2 separate regions of the Homo sapiens genome follow, and region 2 is linked to region 1. The links are chromatin loops, found by intact Hi-C in ENCODE. Cell type or tissue: PC-3. All regions are shown on one strand. Each heading gives the region's core, and the rest is flanking DNA. Links, peaks and the distances in the headings are about the cores only.

Region 1 (8,338 bases), core at 324-8,323:
TAAATGGGTAGCTCAAAGGAGAAATAGTCACATCTCAATGTTTCGTTAAATTATAAAGCAGCAGATTGGACAGAAGCCTCCTTTTGTGAGCTCCCTGACAGTGCAGGGGTAGATTGGCCCTTGCGGTCGAGCTTTCTCTTATCTTTAAAGACTTGTCCCCTCCTAAGCGTTTATCTTCCTCCTGTCCTCCATTCTACACAGTCCTCTTACTGCTACCACATTGAACTACTTAATCCCCATCCCCAGAATTCTGGGGCCGTTTGAAGAGTCCATGCTTTGCACATGCATTTCTTTGGCCTGGAAGTTTCTCTTGCCTTCTTTGTTTGACACAATTCCTACAACCTCCTAACACCCCAAGACATTTTATGAGCTGTAAGAAACCTTAGAAATCACATCACACTGACCAACAATGTGGGTAACAACTCTTGGGAGAATCTAATTTGGCTTTCTTACTGAGTCATTACTTTGGGTAGACAAGTTATCATCTGAACTCTTAACTAAACTGAGTAAAAAAATATACATAAAAGCATTTCGTAACAGCAGATTCTGTAAGGGAGGCTGACTTTGCAGATGCTTGGTGTGTTGTGGGAAGCACAAGGAAATAATAAAACACCCTGAGTCTTACTACACAGGCCTGAGTGGACTTCTGTAGCCATTTGTGCTGCTATAACAAAATGCCACAGACTGGGTAATTCATGAGCAATTGAGAATTATTTCTCATAGTTCTGGAGCTTGGGAAGTCAAGAACAAGGTGCTGGCATCTGGTGTCTGGTTAGGGCCTTCTTGTTATGTCCTCACATGGCAGAAGGTGGAAGGCAAAATGGGGCCTTTAGCCATATTATAAGGCATTAGTCCATTTACAGGGATGGAACTCTCATGATTTAATCACCTCCCCAAAAACCCCACCTCTCAATACTACCATGATGGGGTCAAGTTTCAACATAAATTTTGAAGGAGGAACGTTCAAACCATAGCATCCACGGAAAACAAAAAGTAAGCACGGATGTGCCCCTCTGGGGAAGGCTGAGGGTCTGAATGTGCTTCTGGCAAGAGAAATCATGGAGGAATAAAAAGAAAGCACATTACTTGTGCTATTATCTACCTCTGGGTTAAACTGAACAGTGGGATCAAAGTGGTTTGTTTGTTCTACTAGTTTGTTTTTTAGTAAAGCACTTGTTTATTTTGTTTTGAGGTAGTTTCTCTGGAGGGATTGAGGGCAAATCTGAGTGGAAATTACTTGTTTTTTCCATGTAATCCTATAATAAGTACAAGTTTTTTTTATAGTCGTTTGATTCCCACAAAGAGCTCTGTATTCGTGTGTGTGTGTGTGTGTTGTGTGTGTGTGTTTTGGGAGGTGGGGAGACAGGAAGCTGAATACAGAGGAGCTAAACGTTGAGAAAGTAAGAGTAGGAAAATAGGACATGGTATGTTGGAAGGTGAAATAAAGAGAAGTAAACACAGGAGTATCAGGAAAAAGGAAAGAGAAGCTCACAAGGGATAGTGTGGGGAAAGGACATAGGGTAGGTAACACAGTAAATCAGAAGGAAGCAGAGCTGAGTTGAATAGTGATGTGGTTTGAATCTGTGTCCCCATCCAAATCTCTTGTTGAATTGTAATCCTCAATGTTGAGGTGGGGTCTGGTGGGAGGTGATTGGATGATGGGGGCAAATTTCCCCTTCAGTGCTGCTCTTGTGGTGGTGAGTAAGTGCTCTTAGGAGCTGGTTGTTTTACAGAATGTGTCATCTCCCCTGCCTTCCTCCTGTTCTGGCTGTGTAAGACGTTGGCTGCTTCCCCTTTGCCTTCCACCATGATTGCAAGTTTCCTGAGGCCTCCCTGGAACCTGTACAGCCTGCAGAACTGTGAGCCAATTAACCCTCTTTTTTTTTTTTTTAAATAAATTACCCAGTTTTAGATGTTTCTTTTTCTTTTCTTTTTCTTTTTCTTTCTTTTTTTTTTCTGAGACAGAGTTTCACTCATGTTGCCCAGGCTGGAGTACAATGGCATGATCTCGGCTCACTGCAACCTCTGCCTCCCAGGTTCAAGCGATTCTCCTGCCTCAGCCTCTTGAGTAGCTGGGATTACAGGCACATGCCACCATGTCTGGTTAATTTTTGTATTCGTAGTAGAGATGGGATTTCACCATGCTGGCCAGGCTGGGCTCGAACTCCTGACCTCAGGTGATCCACCTGCCTTGGCCTCCCAAAGTGCTGGGATTACAGGCGTGAGCCACCGTGCCCAGCCTCAGGTATTTCTTTATAGCAGTGTGAGAATGGACTAATACAAATAGTAGAGTGTTGAAGCCATCCTCTTCATTTTGAAGATGAGCAAACTGAAGCCCATGGAGGCTATGTGAATTAGCAAATTGGTTAAGGCCAGAACTAAGGTGAGCCCTTGTCTCCTGTTCCATGAAGTACATGGCTGTGTGTGGTGGGTGGAGGTGAGAGGGGAGACCTCTGAGCTGAAGACAGAACCATGATGTGATTTTTTTTCCTGTTCATTATTGTTAAAGGCTAATTTTTAAAAATTTATTTTTACATTATTATTATTATTATTATTATTTTAAGATTCAGGAGGTGCATGTGCAGGTTTGTTACATGGATACATTGTGTAATGGTGAGGTTTAGGCTTCTAGGGTACCCATCATCTAAATAGTGAACATTGTACTCAATAGGTTATAATTTTTTTTGACATTTATCCTTCTCCCCTTCTCCCCATCTTTGCAGTCCCCAGTGTCTATTATTTCCATCTTTATGGCCATGTGTACCTGTTGTTTAGTTCCCACTTATAAATGAGAACATGTGGTATTTGATTTTCTGTTTCTGAGTTATTTCACTCAGGATAATGACCTCTAGCTCCATTCAGGTTGCTGCAAAGAACATGACTTCATTCTTTTTTATGACTGCATAATATTCCATGATGTATATATACCACATTTCCTTTATCCAGTCTTCCATTGATAGGCACTTAAGTTGATTCCATGACTTTGCTATTGAGACCAGTGCTGAAATAAACATGTGAGTGCAGGCATCTTCTTTATATAATGATTTAAAAGGCTAATATTTTTAAAAGGTGAATGTTTATATCATGCATCTGATATAAATATAAAATGAATACATGTAACAAATTTTGGTTAACTCACTAATTGTTGAGGGAACCCATAAAATGTTACTGGTTGAAAGAATTCAAAGTACTGCATACATACATATAAGCAGATAAAGAATGCTTAAATGGATAAGTAAATGTGACTTGGCATAGATTTTATTTAAATCATTAACTATTGAGAGAACCAGTAAAAACTTACAACAGGTTGAAAGTAGAATTTAAAGTACCATACACATATGTAAGAAGATAAAAAATACTAAAGTGTGCTGGGTGCAGTGGCTCGTAATCCCAGCACTTTGGGAGGCAGAGGTGGGAGGATTGCTTGAGCCAGCTTAGGCAACATAGTCACACTCTGTGTCTACAGAAAATAGAAAAAATTACCTGGGCACGGTGGTGCATGCCTGTAGGGTGAGGAGGGAGGATCACTTGAGCCAGGGAAGTCGAAGCTGCAGTGAACTGTGACCAGGCCACTGCACTCCAGCCTGGGTGACAGAGCCAGATGGTGTCTCAAAAAAAAAAAAAGCTCACATGAATTTGAAGGCATATGTAACATTGATCTATCCACAGGTGATAATCAATTGCATTCCAATACAACTAATTTGCATTTGTATGGACAAGAAACATTTGTATTATTTTTGGCTCTCTACAAATTATAGAGTTGTAAAATAGTTGAAATACAATAAAAGGTAGCAATATCATGGGAAGAGTATGCTGTATAGAACATTCTAGAAAAGAAAATAAATCTTCAGAGAAAAAAGTAATCTTTTTTTTTCCGCATTCCGAAGTCTTACACAATTTTTCTCAGCAAGAGTACATAATTGGAGCTGAAGGTGCTCCCTCAACTTTTTTGGGTCACAGAATATTTGGCAATGATGGAAACCAGGCCAAGAAAAGTGGAGGATTCTAGGAATACCTCCAAGGTCATACTGCAGGCACTTCCGGTCAGGATGCCACTGCTGCCATTGCCCTGCTAGATGCTCTCCACCAGCATTGCCAGATGACTCATGTGGCCACCTGACCCTGCATCTTTGCACTACATTCTCAAGTTTCAGTCTAGGAAAGGGGCATCGAGTTGACTCAGATCCCATGCCCTCACCCTAGCTGCCTAGACTGGGAAGAAGGAATATGAAACCACATGATTTCACTATGACAAACCAAGACGGACACAATGGGGATTTCTCGCCACAAAGGAAGGATACGTGATGTTGGCTAGTAAAAAAGAAAAGGCAAATATTTACTGTAAGCACTATACTAGGGATATACAAAACCATCAGAGAGGATTTAAGCTTTTTCTGGAGAAAGATAACATAATGAAGTGGGAAGATTAAGAGCTCATCTCTACTAAAAATACAAAAATTAGCCGGGCATAGTGGCATGTGCCTATAATCCCAGCTACTCGGGAGGCTGAGGCAGGAGAATCACTTGAATCTGGGAGGCGGAGGTTGCAGTGAGCCGAGATCGCGCCACTGTACTCCAGCCAGGCAACAGAGACAGTGTCTAAAAAAAAAGAAAGAAAAGAAAAAAAGAGCTCTAGACTCATATACCTAGGTCTAAGCCAGGTTCCAACAGGCTGAGTTATGGTGGGAAAATTGCAAACCTCTCTGAATCCCAGTTATCTCATTTATGTTAACATTACTATCTGTCTCAAAGATGCTTATGACTGCATAATCTGGTCCATTGCTATTTCTATGACCTATCTTCTTCTATGACTTGTCTCCTTGCTGAACTCTGCTCCAGCCCTCCTAGCTTCCTTGCTGTTCTTTGAGCACACAAACATCCATCTGCAGTAGGCCCCTTGTACTTGCTTGCTCCCATGTCTGAAAAATGTTCCCCCATATGAAATTTGTTTTCTCACCTCCTTCATTCAGCTCTCTTCTCTCTCTCTCTCTTTTGAGACAGGGTCTCACTCTTGCCCAGGCTAGAGTGTTTTGGCACAATTCAGTTCACTGCAGCCTCGACCTCCGGAGCTCAGGTGATCCTCCCACCTCAGCCTCCTGAGTAGCTGGGACTACAGGTGCACAACACCATGCCCAGCTAATTTTTTGTATTTTTTGTAGAAATAGGGTCTCACTGTGTTACCTAGGCTGATCTCAAACTCCTGCGCTCAAGCAATCTGCCTGCCTCAGCCTCCCAAAACAGTGGGATTACAGGCATGAGCCACCACATCTGGTTAGCTCTACTCTCAAATGTCACCTTGGCTTTGGTAATACCTTCCCTGACAACTCTGACGAAAATTAGAACTTATTTTACCTGGCACTACCTTACTTAATTTTTCTCTATAACATTTGTTACTTGTCTGTCTCCCTTCTCTAAACTGTAAGTTCCATGAGAACAGGAAATCAAATCTGTTTTAACATGGCTGTATCTCCAGAGCCTTGAACAATGTCAGGAACATAAAAAGTGCTCAATAATATCTGTTGGATGAATGAATAATTGCAAAGTGCCTGGCGTACAGTAGACACCAAACAAATGCTGATTATTGCTGTTTTTTATCAGACTCTGATTTCTCTTCCCATACCCTAAGCTGACCTGCTTTCCCAGAGGACTTATGATCTAGTAATAAAATTTACCAGTGCAGGAACTCAATCTCCTAATTCAATAGAAAACAACTAGAATATTGTAGTGTTCATATTGGTGATCACTTTTGGGATTTCACACTTATTCTTTGTTTTTTAATGTGTCTGATCTATGGTGGTGCTACCAAATGATTTGTATTAGCAGCTGGAAAAATCTAATAAAATTACTTTGAAAGTGCCTTTTGGGCCAGGCGCAGTGGCTCATGCCTGTCATCCCAGCACCTTGATAGGCCGAGGCAGGAGGATTGTTTGAGTCCAGGAGTTCAAGACCAGCCTGGGTGACATAGGGAGACTCTATCTCTACAAAAAATAAATAAATTAGCTGAGCATGGTGGTGCCTTCCTGTGGTCCCAGCTACTCAGGAAGCTGAGGTTGGAGGACTGTTTGAGCCTTGGAGGCCGGGGCTGTGGTGAGCTGTGAGTGTGCTACTGCACTCCAGCCTGGGTGATAGAGTGAGACTCTATCTTAAAAAAAAAAAAAAAAAAAAAGAAAGAAAGAAAACAAAAAATCAAGGTGCATTTTGAAACACAGGAGAGTCAGAATTTTTTTTTTAATTTTATCTCTAATAGGAAGACTATATTAGAACATAAGACTGCACATGACTATGTCACTGTTTCAGTCAGCATTCTTTAGAGAAACATTAGTTATAAGAAGTTGGCCTATGCAATTATGGAGGCTGGCAAATCCCAAGATCTTGTGGGGAGAGGTCAGTCAGCCAAGGTGATATCTGAGAGTAGAGGTGAATGAAGAAGGTAAGGGAGAAAGTCATAAGGGAGGACATTTTTCAGACACCAAGGAGAGCCAATGCTTTAGTTTCAGCCCAAACCTAAAGTCCTGAGAACCAGGAGAGCTGATGGTGTAATTCTGGTCTAAAGGTCAGCAAGCTCAACATCCAGGAGTTTGAGTTTGAGTCTTAAGGCAGGAGAAAAGCCAGTGTCAGCCAGACATGGTGGTTTATGCCTGTAATCCCAGCATTTTGGGAGGCCAAGGCAGGCGTATCACCTGAGGTCAGGAGTTCAGGACCATCCTGGCCAGCATGGTGAAACCCCGTCTCTACTAAAAATACAAAAATTAGCTGGGCGTGGTGGTGTGCACCTGTAATCCCAGCTACTCAAGACGCTGAGGTAGGAGAATTACTTGAACCCTGGAGGCGGAGGTTGCAGTGAGTGGAGATCATGCCATTGCACTCCAGCCTAGGCGACAAGAGGGAAACTCCATCTAAAAAAAACAAAACAAAACAGAAACAAAGCCAGTGTCCCATGTTGAAGATTGCCAGGCGGAAAGAATTATTTTACTTGGGGGAGGGTCAGCCTTCTTATTCGGATCAGGCCCTTTAACTGATTAGGTGAGGGTCACTCACATTAGGGAGGGTAATTTTTCCTTAGCCTATCAATTTAAATGTTAATCTCACCAAAAAACACTCTCACATAAACACCCAGAATAATGTTTGACCAAATATCTGGACACCCTATGACCCAGTAAAGTTGATACATAAAATTAACCATCACATTTAGGCTGGGTGCAGTGGCTCACACCTGTAATCCTAGTAACTTGGGAGGCCGAGGCAGGCGGATTACATGAGGCCAAGAGTCCAAGACCAGCCCGGCCGACATGGTGAAACCCCGTTTCTATTAAAAATAAAAAAAATTAGCCTGGTGTGTTGGTGCACGCCTGTGGTCCCAGCTGCTTGGGAGGCTGAGGCAGGAGAATTGCTTGAACCCGGGAAGTGGAGGTTACAGTGAGCTGAGATCATGCTACTACACTCCAGCCTGGGTGACAAAGTAAGACTCTGTCTCGGAAAAAAAAAAAATTAACCATCACATTCACTCTATCTTGTATATCTATCATCAATTCTTTAGTTGTCATGGAATAGTTGTTATAAAGGAAAGCTGTGGGAAACAACAATCTCTTGAGTAAAAACATGTTTAAGTCAGTTCCCATATGTAGATGGACCCATTCAGTGCATGTGTGAAGGCTTTTAATGCTTAAATTAGCATAGCGATCCCATTGACGATATAACATCAGGACTACAACAAGGTCTGGGCACTTGCATTCTAGTTCCTAGCTAGAGATTCAACTTTTAGCAATTAATTTAACCTTTTTGGATTTGGTTTTCTCTTCTGAAAGTTAGGGGGTAGGACTAGATGATTTTTTTTTCTTTTTTTTTTTTTGAGATGGAGTTTTGCTCTTGTTGCCCAGGCTGGAGTGCAGTGGTGTGATTTCAGCTCACTGCAACCTCCACCTCCTGGGTTCAACCAATTCTCCTGCCTCAGCCTCCCAAGTAGCTGGGATTACAGGCACCTGCCATCACGACTGGCTAATTTTTTTGTATTTTTAGTAGAGATGGGGTTTCACCATGTTGGGCAGGCTGGTCTTGAACTCCTGACCTCGGGTGATCGGCCTGCCTCAGCCTCCCAAAGTGCTGGGATTACAGGCGTGAGCCACTGTGCCCAGCCAACTAGATGATTTTTTAAAGATCACTTGTAGCCCTGGAATCTTTGGTTCTAGATAACAGAATAAGCTGTGAGGGAAGCCCTCTCTGCTGCTAGTAGTGTGACACACAGGGACGAAAACAACACATTTTTGGAGTTATGTATGGCAGTGCTGTCTGTCTTGGCAGCTAAATGACAAAAATAATTTGGCCTGAATTTTATTTGTTC
Region 2 (8,338 bases), core at 330-8,329, 220 kb after region 1:
ATGATAATAAGAGCTAAAATGTATTCAGTGGTATAGAAAATAGAATGACTTCTCTCCACTGTGCTGGTCTGAGCCCCACCTGCTCTTACTGGAACACTGTGGGCACCTCCTGCTGTGCAGCTCTCCTGGCTCCCACTATTCCTGCCTATGCGCTATCTCTAAAACAGGAGCTGGCAAATCAGATCATATCAGCCTGCTCAAGTCCCTGCAACCTGTTTTGTCAAGTCCTGGCTCCCTGTTTTGCTCTAAGTAAAATTCAGTATCCTGCTCGTGTCTTCAAGGCTCTTCTTGCTCTCTCTGGTGCCCCGTTCCCCTTTGACCTTGTCTCCTGCTACTTTTCCTTCACTTGGCTCCATCCACACCAGCTTTGTGACTCTTTCCCAAACAGGCCATGCACATGGCCACCTTAGAGGCTTCGAGTTACCTATTCCTCTGCCTACAAATGCTCCTCCCAAATATTTCACTTGTTGGTCCCTTAGCTCCTTCAAGTCTTTGCTCAAATGTTGCTTTCTCACCAGGCCTTTTCTTGACCAATGTAGGTAAAATTTGCAGGCACTACCTGCCTCCCCTTGCCAGCAATCTGATATCCCTTTCCCTGATCTTTTCACTCCATAGCATGCATCACTGGCCATTTTTCAATGTACTGTATCATTCACTTAGTATTATGTTGATTGTTTCTTGTCTATCTCTCCCCATTAATTTCTACTAAGTTCCATGAGGACAGAAATACTTTATATTCACTGATAAATCCCAAATGCTTGCAGCTGTGCCTGATGCATAGACGACATCCTCAATATTTGTTGGACGAAAGGAAGAATGCTTATAATATGCCAGGCACTGCTAATCGCTTCCTAGTCCTTTTACCATTTAAACATCAAAGCAACTCTCTGATGTAAATATTTTTACAACCCCCATTTGAAGTTGAGGGAGCAGAGGTTTATAGGGGTTAAAATACTCAAGGTCATATAATTAGTCAGGGACAAAACCAGGATGTGAATTAAGGTGATCTAACTTCAGACACCATGTCTTAACCACCCTCCTGTTTATTAGCAGGGCTGGGCCTCAGTCTCCTCTGCTTATTTTAGTCAATATTATAATTGTCCATACATTTAGGAGTCAAAAAGCTCTAAAACTTAGTAATGAAAAACAATACTTTCATGTCGCTTTGCCTCCCTGTCTTTCTGCAGAAGCAAATACTTATAACTCCTAGGTGATTTTTGATGTTTGCATTTTATTCCATATTTCTGAATAATATCTCACTATTTATTTGTTTATTTGTTTGTTTGCTTTTGAGGTAGAGTGTCGCTCTGTCACCTGGGCTGGGATGCAGTGGTGTAATCTCAGCTCACTGCAACCTCTGCCTCCTGGGCTCAAGCAATTCCCCTGCCTCAGCCTCTCGAGTAGCTGGGATTACAGGTGTGTGCCACCATGCCACGTTGGCCAGGCTGGTCTTGAACTGCTGACCTCAAGTGATCCACCTACCTCAGCCTCCCAAAAGGCTGGGATTACAGGTGTGAGCCACCACGCCTGGGCCCCATATCTTACTATTTCTATTCCTCAATATCTTTCCCTCCAGTTTTAGACATTATCTATTGACTTCCCACATTGGAAGATGATGATTTCAGCTCTTTTCCTCCTCTTTCTGCACAACACACACACACGCACACACACACATACACACATACACTCACACACACACACACTCATCCCAAATACCTCACAATCCTTCTTCCTATTCCCCTGACCTCTTGTAACTTTGGTTAGACCAGTAGACAGGTTTATGTTATTATTACCTCTGTACCTTATTCACAGATGAACCATGCACATGTATATATTTTTTTCCTTCCCCACATAACTTTCTGTATTCCCTGGGGTTGTCTTATTTTAAATTTGCTTATTTATAATTGTACTTTTCACTGTTTGAGCCTGAAGACCTTCATCACTTTAGCAAATTTTTTTGAGCCCTTGAATATCTGAAAATAGCTGTATTTTGCTTTGACACTTGAATAATGGTGTGGCTGTTTATAGAAACTTAGATTGAAAATAATTTCCCTTCAGAATTTTGAAGGCATTACTCTATTAATTTCTAGTTTTCTGTTGTTTTTTGTATCTTTAGAAGTTATTTCACTTTCTGGTTCCTCTGCATACGATTTTCCCCCCTCTCTCTGGAACTGTGTTTGTTTTTCCCTTTACCCCTAGTGTTCTGAAATTTCTCAGTGATGTGCCTGGGTGTGACTCTGTTTCCATCCATCTTGACGTTCTGACCAATGTTCTTCAGTTCTAGGAAATTCTCTTAAATTTTTTAATTGATGATTTCCTCCCTCAATGTTTTTTGTCCTCTTTTTCATGAAACTTGCTTGTTCAGATATTATATTCTCGGTACTGGTCCTTCAAGTTTCTTTTCTTTTCTCTTGTATTTTTCATTTTTTTCTACTTTCATAGATTTCCACAATTTTCTTTGCCAATCTTTCGATTGAGTTTTCAATTTCTAACCAGGTCAGAAAACAGGTTCTTCAACTTATCTGGGAAAGAAGTTCAGAATCTTTTCTAACAGGAAGTGGACTAGTGGCTTCCTGAAGGAAATGTTTGAACCACAGTGTCCAGCTTTGAGGTGGGCACATAGCAGGTTCATGATAAAACACAAAGAGGGCACTGGCCACAAGAGCAGGGCAAAGGCAAAGTAAATATAATGAAACTAAAAGCAAAAGCATGTCTAGGAATAAGATTACCTAGAAGATAAATCTACCTGAGATACGCAACTGATTTCTTCTGGTTAATGTTTATATGGCATCCAGATCCTGAGGGTTGGTGGGGTGTGGGTCAACCCAAAAAGGGGATCAATGGCCCTGACTTTAAATAGAAGAGGCTGGCGGATCCTTAGGATGTTAAATTCTCTTACACAGACATGCCACTTCAGAATCAGGCATTGTGGATTAAAGGTCTGCACTGAAGCCCCTCCAGTTTCAGAGGCATTGGTGGATAAACCTTGACTTGAACATCTCTATTTTCCAAGTTGTTTTGAGTTTTTTTTTCACTTATTTCTGATAAAATACACTGGCACGCTGAAATCATAAAGTCTGTCTGCCAATAAAATGTCACAGGTCTGTAGACTCCAAGGAAGTAGCTAGGTAAATATTTACATACACAATTGAATTTTCTAAGTGTCCTGTGTCCCTGATCTTTGTGGATGCTGCAACTACTTGCTAACAGATAATTTAGTATGTTGCAGAGACGTGAAAACAGGCAGATGCTTAGTTCCTAAGAGGGAGCCTCGCTGCTGGGCTTCCTGCCAGTTATGTGCCTGATGGGTCATGTCTCAACCTCTGGATTTCAGTCCCATGTCTAGCTTTTATTTTTTCCCCCTGCTTTCTGAAAGCCTTAGGGATTTGGACTGCTTCCATTCCCTGGTTCTTTTCCTCCTACGACTGACTACTGAGTAAAATGCTGTCTTCCCATCTCCCTCTTTGCTTGCTGTCACCAAAAATGAGCACTTAGGCTCTTTTTATTTAAGGATTTTGTGGATGATCTCTTCTTGTCTTGGGAATCAGCCTGTCCAGCCAATTTGTGAAAAACTCAGTGGCTTACTTCTGGTTAGAAGATTAATAAGCGCATGTGGATTCATGTTTGCTAAGTGAACGAAAGTGTTTATAAAATTGACAATTGTTACATGATTCCTAAAGGTTTTTCCCAGAGGCTTCCTAGCAGTCATTTGTTACACCTTTTCTTAAAACCTCCTTGGCTTGAGCCCCTGAAAATCTGATTGTTACCCTGGTCCATGTCTTCCTGTCCTCTTGGGTTTGCTAGGAACACTTTCTCTAAAGCAGTGTTTTTCAAACTTGAGCCTGCAAAAGAATCACCTGGTGAGCTGGTAGAACCACAGATTCTTGGGCCCTACTCCAGAGATCCAGATTTAGAGGGTCTGAGATGATATCGATACAGTTGGGCCAAGGACCACACTTTGAATAGCACTAGGCTAGACCATGAAGAAGAGTGGCTGTCATGTTGGATAGACCTGGGCTCCTTCACCAAATGTTCTTTCTGAGCTATGGTTTGGGCCCAGTCTTCCCAAAGTCCACATGGTTTCAGTGGAGTCTGTTTGTGGTACAACTCTTCTCTCCAACAGTATAGCCAGACCTCCAATTCCCTTAGCCAAGAGGAAGGAAGGCAACTATTCCTTATGGAAGATATAATCTATGCAGGTGATGGGCTATGTACATTTATGTATTTACTTCATTGAATGGTCCAAACAACCTAATGGTATGGCTGATGTAATTTCATAGAGAAGTTCAGTAACTTAACCCAGTATCATCAAGCTGTTATTCATCAGGGAACCTAGGCTTTGTACTTATCACTGAAAAGTGCAGCTCTCCTGCCCCAGAGAGCACTTGCCTGATGTCAAACCTTTCTAAAAGGCTCACTTTCAGTTCTGGGAAACACTCCCAATGACAGCAATAGCTGATATGCCCGAAACCTAAGGAACAACTGAACTTTTCCTTATTCAGACAAAGAGCTCTGCTTTCCTCCCAGAGTCTCTATGACTCACAGTTGCCCTCTGCCCTCATGAAAGTGCTCTGTAGAATTGCAGATCAGCAATGTTGGAAATAGCTCATAACAAAAAGTAATTAGACAGTTTCTGCCAATGGAAGGATGTCATTTTCTAATAGGCCTAAAGAGAAATTAGGTCAGATCTCCAGAAAATCAGGAGAATGGTTTAATGAAATGTAACGTACTGTATTTCTTCCTTGCAATTCTTTAAAAAAATTTCCTTTATAGTAGATGACCCTTTAAGGGCAAATGTATATTTATATATCAAATATAAATGCATACAACTAGGATTCTTATTTTAATATAAGAGAATAATACACAAGTGTAAGAGATTATGGTAACTGTTTAAGGCTGGCATGGGTCATGATTGATTTTGGGCTTGTCCTTATCCTAATACAGTAAGCTTTAGGTTCTCATTTTCCAGGCGCTGAGTGTGGAGGTGTTGGGATTTCTATTACCCTGCTTCCTTAGCTGCCAGCAGGGCTGTGCTACTTTTGATTCAGGAAGGCATGTAATATTCTTTACAATATTCTCTGTTTCAACCATTGCAGGGAGCCTGAATAAAGATGCTATTTGATCCTCTTATTCTTCCTCATCCCTTCCAAATCCATTTTTTCCCACCTCCCCAGTGTCTTTGAATCATGTATAAGTTTCAGAAGATTCACATCATCATAAATTATTGGCACATCCTGAAGTAAAATAGGGCCCTGTTTCCACAGTCTGATGACCTGGGTCCTTCTATTCCTAGTTTTGCCATATATTTAGCTATGGGAACTTGGGAAAGTCACTTCTATTCACTGGCTCCTACTTTTATTTTCTATAAGATTAGGGTGTTTCATTAAATTTTTTAAGATTTAAAGTTCCATGAAATTAGAATTGCTATAAAGAAATTTAATCTTCATTTTGAATAAACCATCCATTCAAACTGTGACAACTTCCAGCTAAATGCCTGAAAGAATTTTTCTTAGACTGTCAGCAGCTCATGGACTCTTTAAACCTAACTTAAAAACAAACAACAAAAAAAACCTTTTATGTAATTAACTGAAGCCTTCTGGCCTGTCCCTTAATTGTTAAGTGTTTGGGCAGGATAATGGAATGATGGACAAATTGATTCTTATATTTTTCACTTACGAAACATTGCTTTTCACTCAGTGAAAACTTTGCCATTTGCCAGCGGTGAGAAAAAGATATCAGTGCTTTCAAGCAATTTCTTCAAATCAGAATTTAAAGTATCAGAGAGTCAGACCACAGTACAACTCAGTGACTCAGCAGTGCCTTTCAAAACTGCTTCCTACAGAGATTCTGCAGATGAAGGCAAATAGAGCTCTGAATGTGGGGTGGAGAAAATTGGGAAAAGCTGAAGAACCCAAGAAAACCACATGTCTGACTTCTATCTTTCCATGACATCATATAAGCTCTTAGGTCTTTTTCTTTTTCTAAGCCATTCCAAACTTGGACATTAAATAAACAATCACTATATGAAGCGGTGCTTCCAGGGCCTACATGAATATCACGGGAAGCTGGGGACATCCCTGATGCTGGGGTACCAGATAGTACTGCTATGAACTCCCTGCCTTCTGTTCCATCTCCCTATAACATCTATCCTGATCAGGGGCAGTGTGACTCAGCCCAAATGGAAAACCGTATACTATGTAGGTCAGTGTAATGCCCAAGAAGCTTTTGGGTATTCCCTTGTGTAGGTCTCCATATGTTTCCCAGCATCTCATTTAAATACAAGTGGCTGTCACAAGATCAAGCCAAGTCTTCTTTGCTTGAAGAGTGTGGCCTGAGGTCCGTCAGAGTCCCCACCTTGGTTCTAACCTAGCATTTCTGGGAGGAGACTGACACTCCACTTGACAAAGTCCAGGAGTGTGCTGATCAAGGATGCCAAAATGTGTTCAGGTGTCAGACTTTGCATGAGACCCAGGAGGCAGGGTCAGTGATCAGTGGACATTCGAACAGGGGGACTGGGTGTTACTTTAAGGAGAGCCAGAAATTCAAAGCAAAGTTAGTGAACTGATGGAGAAACACAACTCCAAGTCCATGGGCTGAAAGCAGAGAGGGAAACAGAAATTCAACAAACATCACTGCCAAAGAAAGAGCAGGGTAAGGCAAAGGCGATTCATCTTAAGGCTCCCTCTCACTTGGATTTTATTGACCCATCCATATATTGAGCAGCTCTAGGAAACTAAACCTCTGAGAGGATATTTTTAAAAAAGTGTTATGGGGATGATATGGTCAGACTTTGTGTTCCCACCCAAATCTCATCTTGAACTGTAGTTCCTATAATCCCCATGTGTTGGGGGAGGTAACCCGGTGGGAGATAATTGAATCGTGAGGGTGGTTACCCACATACTGTCCTTATGATAGTGAGTGAGTCTCACAAGATCTGATGGTTTTATAAGGGGCTTCCCCCTTTGCTCGTCACTTCTCTCTCCTGCCGCCATGTGAAAAAGGATGTGTTTGACTCCCTTTCTGTCATGATTGTAAGTTTCCTGAGGCCTCCCCAGCCATCCGGAACTGTAAGTCAATTAAACCTCTTTTCTTTATAAATTACCCAGGCTCAGGTATTTCTTCATAGCAGTATTAGAACAGACTAATACAGGAGACATAATTTATATGCTATACATGTCACTCATTTAATGTATATAATTCAATGCTTTTTATTATATGCACAGAATTTTGCACTATTGCTAAAATCTAAGTTTAGAATATTTCATCACTTAAAAAAGATACCTCATACCCATTAGCAGTCACTTCCTATTGTCCCCTATTCTTCCCACTTTCCACCCCCAGCCCTTGCCAACTACTAATCTACTTTTTTGCCTCTGTGGATTTACCTAGTCTGGACATTTCACATAAATAGAAATATACAACATATGGTCTCTCGTGACTGGCTTGTTGATAGGGTTGTTGAAAATCTATTTTCTTTCTTTTTTTTTTTTTTTATTGATCATTCTTGGGTGTTTCTCGCAGACGGGGATTTGGCAGGGTCATAGGACAATAGTGGAGGGAAGGTCAGCAGATAAACAAGTGAACAAAGGTCTCTGGTTTTCCTAGGCAGAGTGTTTGTGTCCCTGGGTACTTGAGATTAGGGAGTGGTGATGACTCTTAACGAGCATGCTGCCTTCAAGCATTTGTTTAACAAAGCACATCTTGCACTGCCCTTAATCCATTTAACCCTGAGTGGACACAGCACATGTTTCAGAGAGCACAGGGTTGGGGGTAAGGTCATAGATCAACAGGATCCCAAGGCAGAAGAATTTTTCTTAGTACAGAACAAAATGAAAAGTCTCCCATGTCTACTTCTTTCTACACAGACACAGCAACCATCCGATTTCTCAATCTTTTCCCCACCTTTCCCCCTTTTCTATTCCACAAAGCCGCCATTGTCATCATGGCCCGTTCTCAATGAGCTGTTGGGTACACCTCCCAGACGGGGTGGTGGCTGGGCAGAGGGGCTCCTCACTTCCCAGTAGGGGTGGCTGGGCAGAGGCGCCCCTCACCTCCCGGACGGGGCGGCTGGCCGGGTGGGGGGCTGACCCCCCCACCTCCCTCCCGGACGGGGCGGCTGGCCGGGCGGGGGGCTGACTCCCCCACCTCCCTCCCGGACGGGGCGGCTGGCCGGGCAGAGGGGCTCCTCACTTCCCAGTAGGGGCGGCCGGGCAGAGGCGCCCCTCACCTCCCAGACGGGGTGGCTGGCCGGGTGGGGGGCTGACCCCCCACCTCCCTCCCGGACGGGGCGGCTGGCCTGGCGGGGGCTGACCCCCCACCTCCCTCCCAGACAGGGTGG

Evidence for each region. A loop is a pair of places that touch in the nucleus more often than their neighbours do. Peaks named below come from ENCODE experiments on the same cell type or tissue, not always from the same donor. Only the 100,000 strongest peaks of a DNase experiment are listed, where the experiment ranks them.
Region 2: it touches region 1 in a loop (4-fold over the local background); 5 of 110 quality-filtered maps call a loop at or near these places.

Annotation. Positions count from the first base shown.
Region 1 is chr4:147,574,001-147,582,338 of GRCh38, reverse strand. The region is part of intron 3 of LINC02507 (long intergenic non-protein coding RNA 2507); the gene reads right to left. Among named protein-coding and RNA genes, the nearest start is that of LINC02507, 8.5 kb to the right of the region's middle. In PC-3, for the core only: no CTCF peak of the experiment used is centred there; a DNase peak (open chromatin) is centred at 4,178; H3K4me3 peaks cover 530 bases; H3K27ac peaks cover 3,510 bases.
Region 2 is chr4:147,358,043-147,366,380 of GRCh38, reverse strand. No RefSeq gene overlaps it. Among named protein-coding and RNA genes, the nearest start is that of MIR548G, 17 kb to the right of the region's middle. In PC-3, for the core only: no CTCF peak of the experiment used is centred there; a DNase peak (open chromatin) is centred at 4,500; H3K27ac peaks cover 2,718 bases.